Regions from separate parts of the Homo sapiens genome. Here region 2 is linked to region 1. Evidence: chromatin loops called from intact Hi-C (ENCODE). Cell type or tissue: GM12878. All regions are shown on one strand. Each heading gives the region's core, and the rest is flanking DNA. Links, peaks and the distances in the headings are about the cores only. Region 1 overlaps CADPS2 (calcium dependent secretion activator 2). Region 2 overlaps CADPS2 (calcium dependent secretion activator 2).

Region 1 (8,359 bases), core at 336-8,335:
ATTTATTCAATACATGGACATTCTTTCTAACAGCCAAATATTGAAGAGTTTTTCATTCTGTTGAATTTTGCAGGTAGGTTACAGAGAATTGAAATATATTAGTAGAGATAATATATAATATGTAATATAATATTATATATTATCTATATTATATATTATATATATTTATATTATATATTATCTATATTATATATTATCTATATTTATATTGTGTATTATCTATATTATATATTATATATATTTATATTATATATTATCTATATTATATATTATATAATATATTTTATATATTATATAACATTTATATATATTATATATGATATATAATATATTATATAATATATCTCATATATAATATATTATATAATATATCACATATTATATATAATATATCATATATTATATAATATATCATATATTATATAATATATAATATATATAATATATAATATATGATATATTATATAATATATATCATATATAATATAATATATATGATATATAATAATATATATTTATATATAATATATATTATATAACATATTATACATATTATATATAATATAATATAATAAATATAATATAATATATAATATATTATATAATATAATATATAATATATTATATAATATAATATATAATATATATATAATATAATATAATATATAATATTATATATTATATAATATTTATATATATTATATATTATATAAATATATATTATATATTCAAGGATTTATATATTCAAGGAATATATATATGTTTATATATTCAAGGAATATATATATATGCTTATATATTCAAGGAATATATATATATGCTTATATATTCAAGGAATATATATATGCTTATATATTCAAGGAATACATATATATGCTTATATATTCAAGGAATACATATATGCTTATATATTCAAGGAATACATATATGCTTATATATTCAAGGAATATATATATGTTTATATATTCAAGGAATATATATATGCTTATATATTCAAGGAATATATATATATGCTTATATATTCAAGGAATATATATATATGCTTATATATTCAAGGAATATATATATATGCTTATATATTCAAGGAATATATATATATGCTTATATATTCAAGGAATATATATATATGCTTATATATTCAAGGAATATATATATGTTTATATATTCCTTTTGTAGGCAGGCTAAAGAGAACTGAAACATATTACTAGGGTTGGTTCAACTGGTTCAAAAAGTCATTCTACCTAACTCTTGTTAACAGCGAATATGTATATATATATATATCACACACACTTAAGAGATAGGTTGTGTGTGTGTGTATATATATATAGTTACATGCTCTTAACAAGAGATAGGTAGAACATACATATATATATTCTTTTATATATACATATTCCTTGCTCATATATATGTATATATACTTATATAAGAGCAAGGAATATATATATATATAAAATGTATGTGTGTGTGTGTACATACATATATATATACACACACACACATATATATATATGTATGTACACACACACACACATTTTTTTTTTCCAGAAACTTACCAGACTTCCCTCAATGTCTCTTTGGCTAGAATTGCTTCACAAACCCATGCCTAATGAAATCCTTGGAAACCGGAGTGGAATCATCATGATTATCTTAGGTTAATCATGATTTATCCTGTTGTAGAGAGCTCTTTCCCTGGCTGAGCACATGGCCAGAGGAAGGGTGAAGATTTGAATGCTGTGTTACTAAGGGGAAAGACATGAACCAGAAGGTAAGCAGGCAGGCACAATGGCAGTTACAGGCTCTAAATTCCTGAAGTATCCCCAAAGGAATAATACTTAACCATTAACCGCAACAAACATGTAATATGCACTGTACACAAGGCACTGACATGAGCCAGAGTCTCTGTTAATGGGGACACAACATGGCTCTGACCTTAAGGAGGGCATCATCTAGGCAGAATAAAAGAGTTACATGCAAGTTGGATGTATATATGCATGTATCCTATAACTTCCAGGCGCCAATTAAATTTTTTAGAAGGTTATAACTATTATTAAGAGAGAAAAAATCAACTAACTGACCTCTACCCCTCTGCTATTCTTTGATCTCTATGGGTAAGAGTGCTCACACTTCCAGAAATCTCTACTCCAATAAAGCAAAACAGATAAATACAATCACATTGCACTGCTCAGATAGCATCTTTAAGATGAAAGGAAAACCAATAAACTACCTCACAAGTGTCAGTATCCAGAGCTATAATATCATGAGAGCTCTCTAGGAATTCAAAAAACATTTATTTTGCATTTAGGCTCAAACACTACAACTATGTATGTTTTTTTTGCAAGAAATTAAATGAATCATAACGAGATCTGAGGAAAACAGAATATTGACTCTAAAGTACCTCACTGAGAGCAGCACAAAAGCAAAGAGTACTAATGATAATATTTTTCTGAAAGCAGAATCTTTACTTTTACAATTTTTAATGTTTTCTTATATATATATATATGTTATTATTTGCAAGCATCTCCTCTAATTACAGCTAATATATTACTGGTTAAAAAAACTTCATAGTTTCATGTAACAAAACTAGTTTATATAAAGGCATTTCTGGATTGTGGCAACTATAATTCTTATTTCTATATATATATTTTAAGTAAATTTTGTTGTGTATATTTAATGTGTATAACATGATGCTGTAAGGTACACATATATAGTAAAATGGTTGCTATAATGGAACAAATGACCATATCTGTCATCTCATATAGTTATCCATTTGTCCTCCTGTTGCAAGTGCTGCTATAATCTACCCATTTAGAAAAAATCCTGATATAATTCCCTCTACAAAATTAACTATTCTATTAATCTCCTTGAAGGACAGGATTAAATCTTATTCTCATCTTTTTAATACCCAGCTTCTAGGACAATATCTACCACATCATAGGTTCTCAATAAAAGTTGAATTAAATTGATAGCGTCATTATCCTCTGTATTCTATCCAGTAATATTCCTTATGCAAAATTGTATCTACTGAGTTTTATCTTCAGAAAGGTGATCATTTCAGTAAGAGTATAGGATAGTTAGAATATTCATAATGAGTTCAACTGATTCTATATATGTACACACAATATGTGTGTGTATATATATATGTGTGTGGATATATATATATATATATATATATATTGGATATGTAGATCCAAACATATTGTATTCGAGATATATATATATATATATATATATATATATATATATATATATATATATATATCTTCCTTGCTCTTAGCAATCATAAAACTTGATTCCTTAGCCATACCTTAATACAAAGATAAATGAGCATTTGGAATATGATCAAATCCATTTAAATTGTAATGGGCATAAATAAACTAAATTAAACTCTCTTCTTCATTCAGAATTCAAGTCATGGTCTACATAACTTTAACAATAAATTGAAAACAATTTTTTCCTTATTCAGTCTACCGATTTAGAAGATAGAATGGTAATCAGAGTAGGAACTCATTATTACTACTCTGGGAAGTAACGGGGGGAAAAATTCACATTGTAGTCTTTGCACTAGGAGGCAGAAGGAAGAGGTAAATAGTCTTAAGTAAACACAAGATTAAGACAATATTTGGCCGTAGTATAATTATTATCTTTGAGCTCGGAACAAAATGTATCTTCATATTAACTCAACCATTTAGACTGGATTTTTGTTTGAGGCAGTGGTGAATAGGCAATATACTCAAAAGAGGAAAAATATACCAAGCAGATTCCTTTAAATCACCACCAGCAATTGTCCTGTTCTCTTAATAGGCTACTCTGCCCTTCTCATTATTAAGATCCAAGGATGAGGACCAAAAGGTTCTGCAGGCTGCTTCTGGGACTCCATCATTTCAAGATTGTCCTAAAGCTTAAAACAGACTCTAAATCTTCCTAAGCCACAAGGATATGAACAGACACTTCTCAAAAGAAGACATTTATGCAGCCAAAAGACACATGAAAAAATGCTCATCATCACTGGCCATCAGAGAAATGCAAATCAAAACCACAATGAGATACCATCTTACACCAGTTAGAATGGCAATCATTAAAAAGTCAGGAAACAACAGGTGCTGGAGAGGATGTGGAGAAATAGGAACACTTTTACACTGTTGGTGGGACTGTAAACTAGTTCAACCATTGTGGAAGCCAGTGCAGCGATTCCTCAGGGATCTAGAACTAGAAATACCATTTGACCCAGCCATCCCATTACTGGGTATATACCCAAAGGACTATAAATCATGCTGCTATAAAGACACATGCACACGTATGTTTATTGCGGCACTATTCACAATAGCAAAGACTTGGAACCAACCCAAATGTCCAACAATGATAGACTGGAGTAAGAAAATATGGCATATATACACCATGGAACACTATGCAGCCATAAAAAATGATGAGTTCACGTCCTTTGTAGGGACATGGATGAAATTGGAAATCATCATTCTCAGTAAACTATCGCAAGGACAAAAAACCAAACACCACATGTTCTCACTCATAGATGGGAATTGAACAATGAGAACACATGGACACAGGAAGGGGAACATCACACTCTGGGGACTGTTGTGGGGTTGGGGGAGAGGGAAGGGATAGCATTAGGAGATATACCTAATGCTAAATGACGAGTTAATGGGTGCAGCACACCAGCATGGCACATATGTAACTAACCTGCACATTGTGCACACGTACCCTAAAACTTAAAGTATAATAAAAAAAAAAAAAAAATGACCTTCTGCCAACCCAAAAAAAAAAAAATCTTCCTAAGCCACAATCAGTCATTGAAAGTTTGCATATGCATTGCCTTCCTAATACAAGTCCTATGATGGTTAACTCTGAGTGAGTCTGTGGTTAACTCTGAGTGAGTTCCCAGCAGTCAGAAATAACAGGGCAGAGGTGATTAAGGAGATTTTCTCCTTACGTTTTTCCAATTCACAGATCACAAAACCCTTTCTTATTTGTTATATAATTTAATCCCTCCCGTGAAGGAGCAGAGAAAAACGATGACAACAACATGAGCATAGAGACATCACACTAGCAGAAACAGTGAACAGTGTATTAAAGCACCAGGCCGTGTGACAGATGTGTCATGTAGTGAAATCCAGTTTCTGCTACATGCTAGCCATTTAAGCTGAGCCACATTGAGCCTCAGCTTTCTCATCTGTAGTCTGGAAAAGTAAAGTCTGCCTCTAGGGCCTTGATGAGTATTGGATGACATATTTCACTTCTGTTTGTAAATCGCCAAGCACACTGCTAGCTTAGCTTGGTAGGTATTCAATAAATGGGCCTTCCTTCCTCTTCTCAATCCTGAAAAACTTTTTCTTCCATTTTCCAGCTAATAAAATTCCCATCATCTTTACAGACCCATTTCAATCTCCCATTTGTGATCTCCCTAGCCAAAACCACCTGTTCCTATGACACATTATTTTTGTACCTATTTGGCAGTCATTTAATTTTGCCTTATATTATATATAATTAGAGGCATATATGTCTGTCTATACTTTCACTTGGTTTAGAATATCTTGTGAGCAGTGGTCTTATCTGATTCATTTTTTAAAAATCCTGTTTTCTCCCTTCTGTCTCTACACTAGCACAATAAAACTTGCTCAAGGTCCCTGACAAAATGTTGATTTTCAAGTACTTTCTCTTCAAAATATTAAGACATATCTGGAGCTTTTATAATCTATGCTTTATACAACTACTCACTTTTTTAAAGAAAGAGAACAGGCAATGATTTGACAAGTCTTCCCTCAGTTAAGAATTACATTGACAACAGTTGTCCAGAAAAAGGCTTATTTAATATCACAGGATCAGAGGCCATCTGTCTTACATTTTCTCTCCAAAAGTCGAGAATAAATTTCATCTACATCTCTGTATCTGAAAAATGGACTAAATATGGAATAATATGCAGCCATAAAGTAATAACCATTTCTAACATATAAGCAGCAGCCTTTACAGGGATAAAAATTCTCCTTTAATTATTTTTATGTAAATGAATATATAGCTATATCTCTCAAGATATTTAAATATAGATCTACAACTATATATCAGGTCATGAGCCCCAAAGAGTCATTATTAAGAGAAAACTATACCAATTATGTATACCATGGTACCTCAGAGAAAACTCTAACATTACATCAGGAGTAATAGTTAAAAGAAAAAATTTCTAATTGCAACCAACTTTTTCTCCAATCCAGAATGCCTTCTATTTCTACCCCAAGTGACAGTTGAATCCTGCAGTCCCCACAAAGCTTCCCTGATTAATTCAGTGCAAAGTGAGTTCTTTTTCCTATGAACTGTCACAATATATGTTTTACATTTTTTTTCTTTTTTTAGACAGAGTCTCTCTCTGTCACCCAGGATGGAGTACAGTAGCGTGATCTTGGCTCACTGCAACCTCTGCCTCCAGGGTTCAAGCGATTCTCCTGCCTCAGCCCCCTGAATAGCTGGGATTACAGGCACGTGCCACCACACCCGGCTAATTTTTGTATTTTTAGTAGAGACGGGGTTTCACCATGTTGGTCAGGCTGGTCTCGAACTCCTGACCTTGTGATCCACCTGCCTCAGCCTCTCAAAGTGCTGGGATTACAGGTGTGAGCCACCACGTCCAGCCATGTTTTTTATTTTTGTATTTAAACATATTTTGCAGTTAAAACAGTACATACAGCATACATGTACATTTTTAAATTTAAAAAAAAACACTCTTGTATCTTTTAAGCAATAAGCACTATTTTCTTCATACTCTACATCCTTTCTTAGGAAATTATTTCTATAATATCTTGTGATATTTTTCTTCTAGTGTTGAAAACAATGTTACTTTTTCCCCCTCTTACAAAGGTTGTCATCTTTACCTCTCAAATTATAAGATTTTCGAGGGCAGGACTTCGCTATGCTCCTTCATCTTCCTACAGGACCCAGTGCACTGATTTGTATCAATTTCTTATTTGATTTGATATAACAAAGGTGCTTCTCTGGCATGACTAAGGACCTGCCATGCCTTAGTTGTTTTTCATATTCCCTCTAGAAGCACAATCTAAGAACCATCTATTCAAAATGTCTACATTATTGATTATTTCACTCATTCGAATATTTATCAAGACCCTACTATGTGCATAGTACTTAATAGTAAGTGCACACAATTTTAGGGCTACAGCACTGATCAAAAAGGAACAATCTCCTGTCCTAATGACTCTTTTGTGTACCCAGGGATTCAAAGATGAGGTCATGGTTATATTTTTTCCAAGGAACTGACTTTCTGATATGATAATACGCTAAATAAGGTATGAAGGAAGGACCAGAGAAGCACAGTATCTTAGTCTGTTTGGGCTGTTATAACAAATTACCATAAACTGGGTAGCTTATAAGCAGTAGAAATTTATTTTTGCACAGTTCTGGAGGCCGAGAAGTCCAGGATTAAGTAGATTTGGTGTCTCATGAGGGCTTGCTTTCTGGTTAATAGAAAGCACCTTTTCGCTGTGTTCTTACATTGTGGAAAGAGTAAGGGGGTCTCTCTCAAGCCTCTTTTATAAGAACACTAATTCTACTCATGTGGGCTCTGCTCCCATGAGCTAATCACCTCCCAAAGTCCCCACCTCCTAATACCATCACCTTGGGGGTCAAGATTTCAACATCTCAAGGGGAACACAAACATTCAGGTTACGGCACACACAAAAATAAATCCTGTCCCCAAGGTAGGACAGTTTAATCATTATATAGTTCTGATATCCTAAGTTATCACTTTCCTTAGGATATTTCATACAATGAAAAACAAAGCAGCCCATACAGCATATCTGTTCACAAAGTTTCCTTCATTCAGATCTGATGGAGCTTTAAATTTTTATATTTAAAAACAAAGCTTTGTTTTATATAATTTTCACAGTCTTAAGTCTCGTTAGTTTTACCAGGAATAGCAATTGTTGAATTTTGCAAGTTTAATTAATTTTTAAGCCAGACTGCCTGAGTTTAAATCCTGTACTTAACACTAGCTCTACAACTTAGGCAACCTATCTAAACTCATGTGCCTTAGTTCCCTTACCTGTAAAAGAGAGATAACATTAGTACCAAATTTTTGGGACTCCCATGAGGATTAAAAGAAACAATGCACAGTCTTTAAAGCACTTAGAGCACTACTTGGCTCATACACAAACTGATGTGTGTTCACTGCCAGCACCCATCATATTTAAATCATTGTCTTATTCACCCAATTTACTAAAGATGATGCCATGATCTGTAACCATTTTTTTCAATCTTAACAATTGTAAGGAAGTTTCTATTTTGACATAAAATATTGGTAAAGAAAAAAAAAAGTGATAAGTATCACTTTTCCATATATAAC
Region 2 (8,359 bases), core at 76-8,075, 80 kb before region 1:
AATTCCTTGAACGCAATCAATCTCTCTCTCTCTCTCTCCCTGCCCTCCCACACACACACACATATATATACACACATAACATGTATGTATGCATAACATCTACTTTTTAATATTATATACATATTTATTATATCTACCTAGATATTGGTCTAGATATATGAAAATACAGATATAATCTCCTATTGGCTCTGTCTCTCTGGAGAACCTGACTACAGCAGGGAGAAAGCCATGTAAATGTCAGTGGAAGTTCGCTGCAGGTGAAGAGTCAGGGCCAAGACCCTGTGGCAAGGAAAGGCAAGGAGGCCACCATCGCCAAAGTGGATTGAGCAAGGGCAAGAGTTTAGTGGAGGATAAAGTCAGAGGGGTAAAAAAGACCAGATCACACAGGACTGGGGTAACAAAGACCAGATCACACAGGACTTTGCAGGCCATTTTAGGAACTTTTCTTTTTTTCTCAGCAACATAGGGAATCATCACAGATTTAGTGCAGAACATCACTGGCTGTTGTGTTAATGAGGACAGGGGTAGAATCCAGGAGACTGGCTAAAAGGACAGAACAATGATCCAGACAAGAGACAAAGATGAATGGACCACAGTGGAAAGGGAAGGATGGTAACAACTGTCACATTCTGGAAATACTGTGAAGGTAAAGATAAAGGATTTCCTGATAAGTTTTGCATGAGGTATGAGAAAAAGGAGTCAAAGATGATTCCAAGTTTTTTGGCCTGAATATCTGGAAGGATTGTACTATCAAGAACTGGCCTGCCCTGACCACTTGACTGAAAACTGTAACCACCCACCACCTCTCTCCTACACTCCTCATCCCACTTTTTCTGATCTATTTTCTAAGTAACAATGATCACCTTCCATAATTCAATTACACGGCATGTTTACTCCTTATTGTGGGGCTATCGCAAATAAAATGTAAGCTCCACCAGGGCCTGGCAGAAATATTTTTGTCTCATTTTATCCCAATGTATCCCAAGTAGCTAAGACTGCACCTGGCTGTATAGTTGGTGTTCAATAAATATTTGGTCAATTAATTTGTGGATAGAAAAAATGAGGCTCGAAAGTGTTAAGTAACGTGCCTACTATTATGTTTAGAAAATAGCTATCATGAATTTGGTCACAGGTCTTTCTGGCCCTGTACACATTTTGTTCACTACTTCCTAATTACCTCTTGGCTGAAGTACTAAAGTCAACATGTCTCTTGAAACAGAGATTTTGCCCTGTAGTTTCACTGTTATTATATTGTGTTGTTCTGTGAAGTGTGGGAGGGGGTGTTCCTGAATGCCAACTAATAGCTGTTTATTAACCACTCTTCTGGAATGATCAGATTGCAGAGGCAGCAGGATGTTAAGAGAGCGAGCCCAGGCTCTGGAAGCAAGGCCAGGATTTGAGGCCTGCCTCAGCCACTTATTTGTTATGTAATCATGGTGAAATAAATAATCTTGTCTAAGCCTCAATTTCCTCTTCTATAAAATTGACTTCATGATATCATCTGCCCTTACAAGGTTTGTAGGATTATTGTCAGAAAATAATTCAGCAAGGTCAGTCAATTGTTATTAGGCTTAAAAATATTTCATTAAGACGGCTTCACTTTGGTGAACTTGAAGTGGAAAGCAATTAAACCTGCTCAATCTATGTCAATATTTTCATCAAAAGGTATCCTATTTTTAGAGGTATATTTTGCTTTCCAACCCCATCAGCTTTACTTCTTTCTCCATGTTTTTTCCACTCTATCAACATCTCTGATGAAACCATTAGGGTTCTCTCAAGGAGAAGCCTTTGTGTGTTCATCACTAACCCTTTCTTCTGACTCAGCCCAGGAGTTTATGAACACACCTTCTTCTCAGTCATGAACCTGAGAATACGTCTGAGTCTCTTCTTCCAGTCCCATAACTCTCTAGAAAATCACTTAAACTTTATTCTAAAGCATTACATATGACAATGTGCCCAGTCTCAGGTACAATCTATATACAAGTAGGTAATTTTCAAATGCTGAACACAGATCCACTGTCCCTCCTGCTGCTGTCAGGCACATCTCTCCAGGTTCTTTATTAGCTTTAGGTCTCAGAAAAGCAATTTCTTTTCCAGCCAGGCTCAATACAGGATAGGACTTGGCATTAAAATATTTTTCTTTCTAAAGGTTTCAATAGCCTCAAGTTGCTTGCTTTCTACTCTACAAAATCCACATTCAAATCTCTAGAATGAAATACCACCTTTCTAGAAACCCAGAGGACAAAAATAAGGCATGCTATCCTTTCAATCACTGCCCTCTGTGCAAATGTAACTCTTTGGCCCCTAATTTATAGCACACTGTATCTTCATTCATCTAGAGATTCTTCCTCATGATCTAATTCCTGCTTGGTTCTTACAACTTACTGTCATTCTTGTTACCCAATTATCTACATTTTTCTCTATTTTATTATTTATTTCTAATTTCTCAACTTTCCCTCTACTTTTTAATAAACACTTAAACAGTGTTAGCATTTTAAAAACATTATGTATTAATATTTACAAATACACATTTTCTTTGCAGAAGTAAAAAAATAATTGTTAAAATTAGTATGGGATATAACTTCTTGAATGCTGGAAGAGTTCATTATCTTGATCTGGGAGGTGGCTACACAGGATGTATGCGTAAACATTCATTAAACTGTAAAATGAAGATGTGTGCAGTTTATTGTATACATGTTACGAGAGAGAGAAATAGAGAGGGAGACTATCCATCAAATATTGGAAGTTTTTGCTAAGCAGAAAGGAAAGGGAGAGAATCTTATGTTCAGAGCAATCAACAGCACTATAACTGCAAGTCCATTGAAAAGAACTAAAATTTTCATATCATTGAAGTAAGTTAATAAATTCACTAAAGAATGATTTAGACAATTGGGTTCCATTCTCTCTAAAAACCTTAAGTACTAGAAAAAACTCATGCCTTTTGTCTGAAATTTATCTCTATTCACGATACACAGTGATCACACAAATAAAATAAGTACAATATGATGAATTTCTTGTATCAAGCACACTTCATCTGCCAGATTGCATACTAGATACTTAAAATAATATTTTTTCATGCATTTAGTCATTCAATTAAATGTTAGTCAGAACCACTATGTGCCAATAACTTTACTGTATACTTAGGAATGTATTATATGATTTTGCGGGGAGGAGTTTTTTCTCCCTGGTTATATTTTGCTTAGTAAAACATTAAAACTCTTCTAGATCTGGCAGTTTGAGAAACTCATGCATTGCTTTAAGAGAAGTCTATAAAAGTTATCATTAAAATTAAACAGTTCACATATTAAGGATGAGTACGTAAAATGAATAATATGCTTCATTTAGATAACATGCTTTCAGATATTTGGGATTAAGAGGTCTATGTGTAGAGGAGAAAATGTTAAAATTATGCTGGCTCTTTTTTTTTTAACCTATACAAAACACTTTTTCAGCTCACAGAAATCTAGGTAAAGAAAGGAATGTCATACAGTATGTCCAAGTTAATAATTTACCTTTGCCATTTTATCTGCCAATTGCAGCCGGCCATCAAGTTCCCTTCTGATCTGGGCTGCTTGTTCATCTGCGTTATCCAGCTTAAAAATAAAACAGAAGTTACACATATGTAATTACTTAATCTATATACAGTGACCCACAGACTGAGGCAGTCCCACAGACTAAGGCAAAGATTAAATGACTGAAAAATGTTTAATAGATTGTATCAGATATCTATTACAAAGAGAATACAGGAGGTTGTTCAATTAGATTGGCAGACCAGATAAATTTCTTGGGTACTTTCTCATTGTGGTTTTACTCACAAAACCACCAAATCAAGAAATTAGATTTCTTGATCATTAAGTCAGTCCTAAATAGTTCCAGAAAGATGAAGCTCTTGTTTTGTTCTTTCAAGTTCTCACCATGTATTTCTGGAGGGTGAGATGCTAATGTTTCACTTCTTTCTTTGTACTTTAAAAAAACTCCCTTTGCTTTAATAATAAGTTTGTATTAGTGCTAAACTATAAAAGTACTCTTTGATTGACTGATACAACTTTCTACCACTTAAGTCTTCATATACTCCTCATTCTAATACCAGTAGACTAATACTGCCAAGAAATCCTTCCATTCTTTTAAGGATTGGCACCATATTAGAAATCCATTCTCCTGTTCTAAATTTGACTGAAAACAAGAAAAGTGTGCTCTCATCATTTTTTTTAGAAATCTCCCATTTACATGGAAAATTATTTTCACTTCATGAACTAATCCTTAACTTTTTCTATAACTTATTTTAACTTTACTCATGATACCTTTTCACCCATTCACTCAATATTAGTCCCTTTATAAAAATGTTAAAGTGAGGATGTTAAGTGTTAATTTTCTCTTGACTTTAGTTTTTTCTCCTTTTGCACTCTCATCACGAAGAAGCCTGGACTGCACAATACACTTTAGTAAAGGACCATCTAAAGATTCGATTGAGTATAACATTAAACACCAATGAGAAAACAGTTTACTTGTCACTTTCCCAAAGAACTACAAATTGACCAGGTTACATTTTTAAAAACATCCTCAAAGAGAGTCCTCAAAAAGATGAGTAGAAGCAAACCAGATTAACAGGATAGTGGTGGTAAGGCAATTTATATGAAGAGTCAAAAAAAAAAAAAGAGGAAGATGTTCCTATAAAAGAACACCAAAAGTCTGGAGGTGAGGAGGTAAAACTAGACACACACAGTGGTTCTTTTGGAATGGGATACCAGAAGAGGCAGGGTGAGGGACAGGACTGGAGAGAGAAGCAGGGCAACTTCATAAGTTACTCTTCACAAGCCACATTAGGGAATTTGGAGTTAGTTCCTACAACAATGGGACTTCCTTGAGAGGTTTAAAGTGTAGGAGTGATATGATCAGATGTAAGCTTTGGAAAGGAAAGATCACTCTGTCTCTAGTACAAACAATAGGTCAGAAAGACGGAAGTCTTATTTTGTTTTCTTTAAAGATATACACAAAATGTTAAATTGAGGATATTCATGTTAATTTTCTCTTGGGAGAAAAACTATACAAAAGGCCTGAGATTACCTGTCTAAAATATGTTTCCAAGTTGATTTTTAAAAAACCAAATTCATTTTAAAATAAGTTAAAAAAACAGGCAAGATTTTCTTAAAGTAAATCCTTGTTATATAGGAGTTTCTATGTCATCTCATAAAACTAACAAACAATTTTAATTGATTAATATGATTCAAAATCAAACAGAAACAAGTTTCTCTTCACTGTGTCTAAAATCAAAATGATTAAAATTAAAAACTAACGTAATTATGAAGAAAAATAATATGCAGTAAGTACGGGTTCCAGGTTAACTGAAATCTCTCATTCCAAGCTCCTAAAAACTAAACCATAAGAACACTGAAACTGTAACAATACTTCAAATGCACTAAATGTAATATGAAATATATTATGATCTTTGCTTAAATGCTGATACATATTTCTTCAAAAGACATAAAAAGTTACTTGCATATAAAGAAATTATATTTTTCTCACAGCTTCAACAAAAAATAGCATTTAATATCTTAAAAGGCCACAGTTTTTCAAACTTCACTAGAAACACTAACATATTTTTGTATCTATATCTCCAGATTAACAGCTCTTACTTAAGTGTAAGTGAAATTGTTTGAGTTATTTCTAAATTTTGGTAGTTTTGTTTGTAAGAGACAATTTACAACTACATATTTTTTCTTTTTGTGGAGATGGAGTTCTCGCTATGTTGCCCAGGCTTGTCTTGAACTCCTGGGCTCAAGTGATCTTCCCGCCTCTGCCTTCCTAAGTGCTGGAATTACAGGCATAAGCCACCGCACCTGGTCTGTTTTTTTAAAAAATAATTAATGACTTGATCACATTTGTCTGAAAAAAAAGTAAGCAACAAAACAAAACAAAACCAAAAACAATGTAGAGCACTGGGACACTACATTGTCTTTTCTTTTTTTTTTAATTTCAGATTTGGAGGGGGTACAGTGTAGGATGGTTTCATGGGTATATTACATGTTGTTGAGGTTGAGGTTGGGGATATGGATGGTCCCATCACCCAGGTGGTGAGCATAGTATCCAATAGGTAGTTTTTCAGCCCACATTTCCCTTGGTCAATCATTCCCCAGTGTACTATTCCCATCTTTATATCTATGTATATTCAATGTTTAGCTTTCATTTATAAGTGAGAATGTGTGATATTTGGTTTTATGTTAAGGTGCTAATTTGCTTAGGATAATGGCTTCCAGCTGCATCGACATTGCTGCAAAGAATATGATTTCATTCTTTTTTAGGGTTGTGTAATAATCCATGGTATATATGTGTGTATGTATATATAAAATATTTTCTTTATCCAACCCACCATTAATGGGCACCTATGTTAATACCAGGTCTTTGCTATTGTCATTAGTGTGTCAATGACCATATGGGTGCAAGTGTCCTTTTGATCAAATGAATTATTTTTCTTTGGGTACATACCCAGTAGTAGGATTTCTAGGTGTAACAGTAGTTCTGTTTTAACTTCTTTGAGAAATCTTTAAACTACTTTCTATAGTGGCTAAAGTAATTTGGATTACCACCCACAGAATACAAACATTTGCTTTTCTCTGCAGCCTCACCAACATCTGTTGTTTTTTTGACTTTTTGATAATAGCCATTCTGACTGCTGTGAGATGGTATCTATCTCATTGTGGCTTTGATTTGCATTTCTCTGATGATTAGTGATGTTGAGCATTTGCTCATGTTTTTTGGCCACTTGTACATCTTTTGAGAAGTGTCTGATCATGTCCTTTGCCCATTTTTGAGTTGGATTGATTTTGCTTGATTTAAGTTCCTTGTAGATATCTGTATATTAGATCTTTGTCAGATGCATAGTTTGCAAATATTTTCTCCCATTCTGTAGGCTGTTGGTTGACTCTGTTGGTAATTTCTTTCGCTGTGCAGAATCTCTTTAGATTAATTAGGTCCCACTTGTCAATTTTTGTTTTCACTGTAATTGCTTTTGTGGACTTAGCCATAAGTTATTTGCCAAAGCTAAGGTCGAGAAGGGTATTTCCTAGTATTTCTTTTAGAATTTTTAAACTTTGAAGTCTTACATTTAAGTCGTTAATCCACCCTGAGTTAATTTTCGTATATGATGAAAGGTAGGGGTCTAGTTTCATTCTTCTGCATATGGCTAGCCAGTTATTCCAGCACCATTTATTGAAGAGGGAGTGCTTTCCCCATTGTTTATTTTTGTTGATTTTATCAAAGATCAGATAGTTGTAGGTGTGCAGGTTTACTTCTGAGTTCTCTATGCTGCTCCATTTGTCTATGTGTCTGTGTTTGTACTAGTACGATGCTGTTTTGGTTACTTTAGCCTTATAGTATACTTTGAATTTGGGTAGTGTGATGTTTCTGGCTTTGTTCTTTTTGCTTAGGATAGTTTTGCCTATTTGGGCTTTTAGGTTCCATGTGAATTTTAGAATAGATTTTTCTAATTCTGTGAAAAATCATGTTGCTATTTTGATAGGGATAGCACTGATTCTGTAAATTGCTTTGGGCAGTATGATCCGTTTAATGATACTGATTTTTCCATTCCATGAATATGGAATATTTTTCCATTTATTTATGTCATCTTTGTCATTTTCTAAGCAGTGTTGTGTAGTTCTGCCTGTAGAGATCTTTCACCTCATTGGTTAGATGTATTCCTGGGTTTTTTGTTTGGTGTGTGTATCTATTGTAAATGGGATTGTGTTCTTGATTTGGCTCTCAGCTAGAATTTTACTGATGTATAGAAGTTCTATTGATTTTTGTACTTTGATTTTGTGCTGTGAAACTTTACTGAAGTCATTTATCAGTTCGAGAAGCTTTTTGGCAGAGTCTTTAGGGGTTTTCTACATATAGAATATCATTAACAAAGAAAGCTAATTTGACTTCCTCTTTTCCTACATGGATGCATTTTATTTATTTCTATTGCCTGATTTCTCTGGCTGGGCTTCTAGTACTACGTTGAACAGGAGTGGTGCGAGTGGACATTCTTGTCATGTTCCAGTTCTCAAGGGGAATAGTTCCAGCTCTTCTCCATCCAGTATGATATTGGCTGTGAGTTTGTCATAGATGGCTCTTATTTTTATATGTTTCTTCAATACCTAGCCTGTTGAAGGTTTTTATCATAAAGGAAAATTGGACTTTATTGAAGGCTTTTTCTGCATCTATTGAGATTACATGGTTTTTAATTTTGGTTCTGTTTATGTGGTGAATTATCTTTATTTATTTGCTTATGTTGAGCCAACCTTGCATCCCAGGAATACTGCTTGATTGCTGTGAATTAACTGTTTGCTATGCAGCTGGATTTTGTTTGGTAGTATTGTAT

What was found. Hi-C counts contacts between places; a loop is a spot of excess contacts. Peaks named below come from ENCODE experiments on the same cell type or tissue, not always from the same donor. Only the 100,000 strongest peaks of a DNase experiment are listed, where the experiment ranks them.
Region 2: it touches region 1 in a loop (2.2-fold over the local background); 2 of 110 quality-filtered maps call a loop at or near these places.

The regions. Positions count from the first base shown.
Region 1 is chr7:122,705,314-122,713,672 of GRCh38, forward strand. The region is part of intron 2 of CADPS2 (calcium dependent secretion activator 2); the gene reads right to left. All of the region lies in intron 2 of LOC124901738 (a long non-coding RNA gene), which reads left to right. Among named protein-coding and RNA genes, the nearest start is that of RNF148, 6.6 kb to the left of the region's middle. In GM12878, for the core only: no CTCF peak of the experiment used is centred there; a DNase peak (open chromatin) is centred at 5,081.
Region 2 is chr7:122,625,736-122,634,094 of GRCh38, forward strand. CADPS2 (calcium dependent secretion activator 2) reads right to left here. Exons shown (of 30, transcript NM_017954.11): 4 at 3,513-3,593. Among named protein-coding and RNA genes, the nearest start is that of RNF133, 69 kb to the right of the region's middle. In GM12878, for the core only: no CTCF peak of the experiment used is centred there; a DNase peak (open chromatin) is centred at 3,900.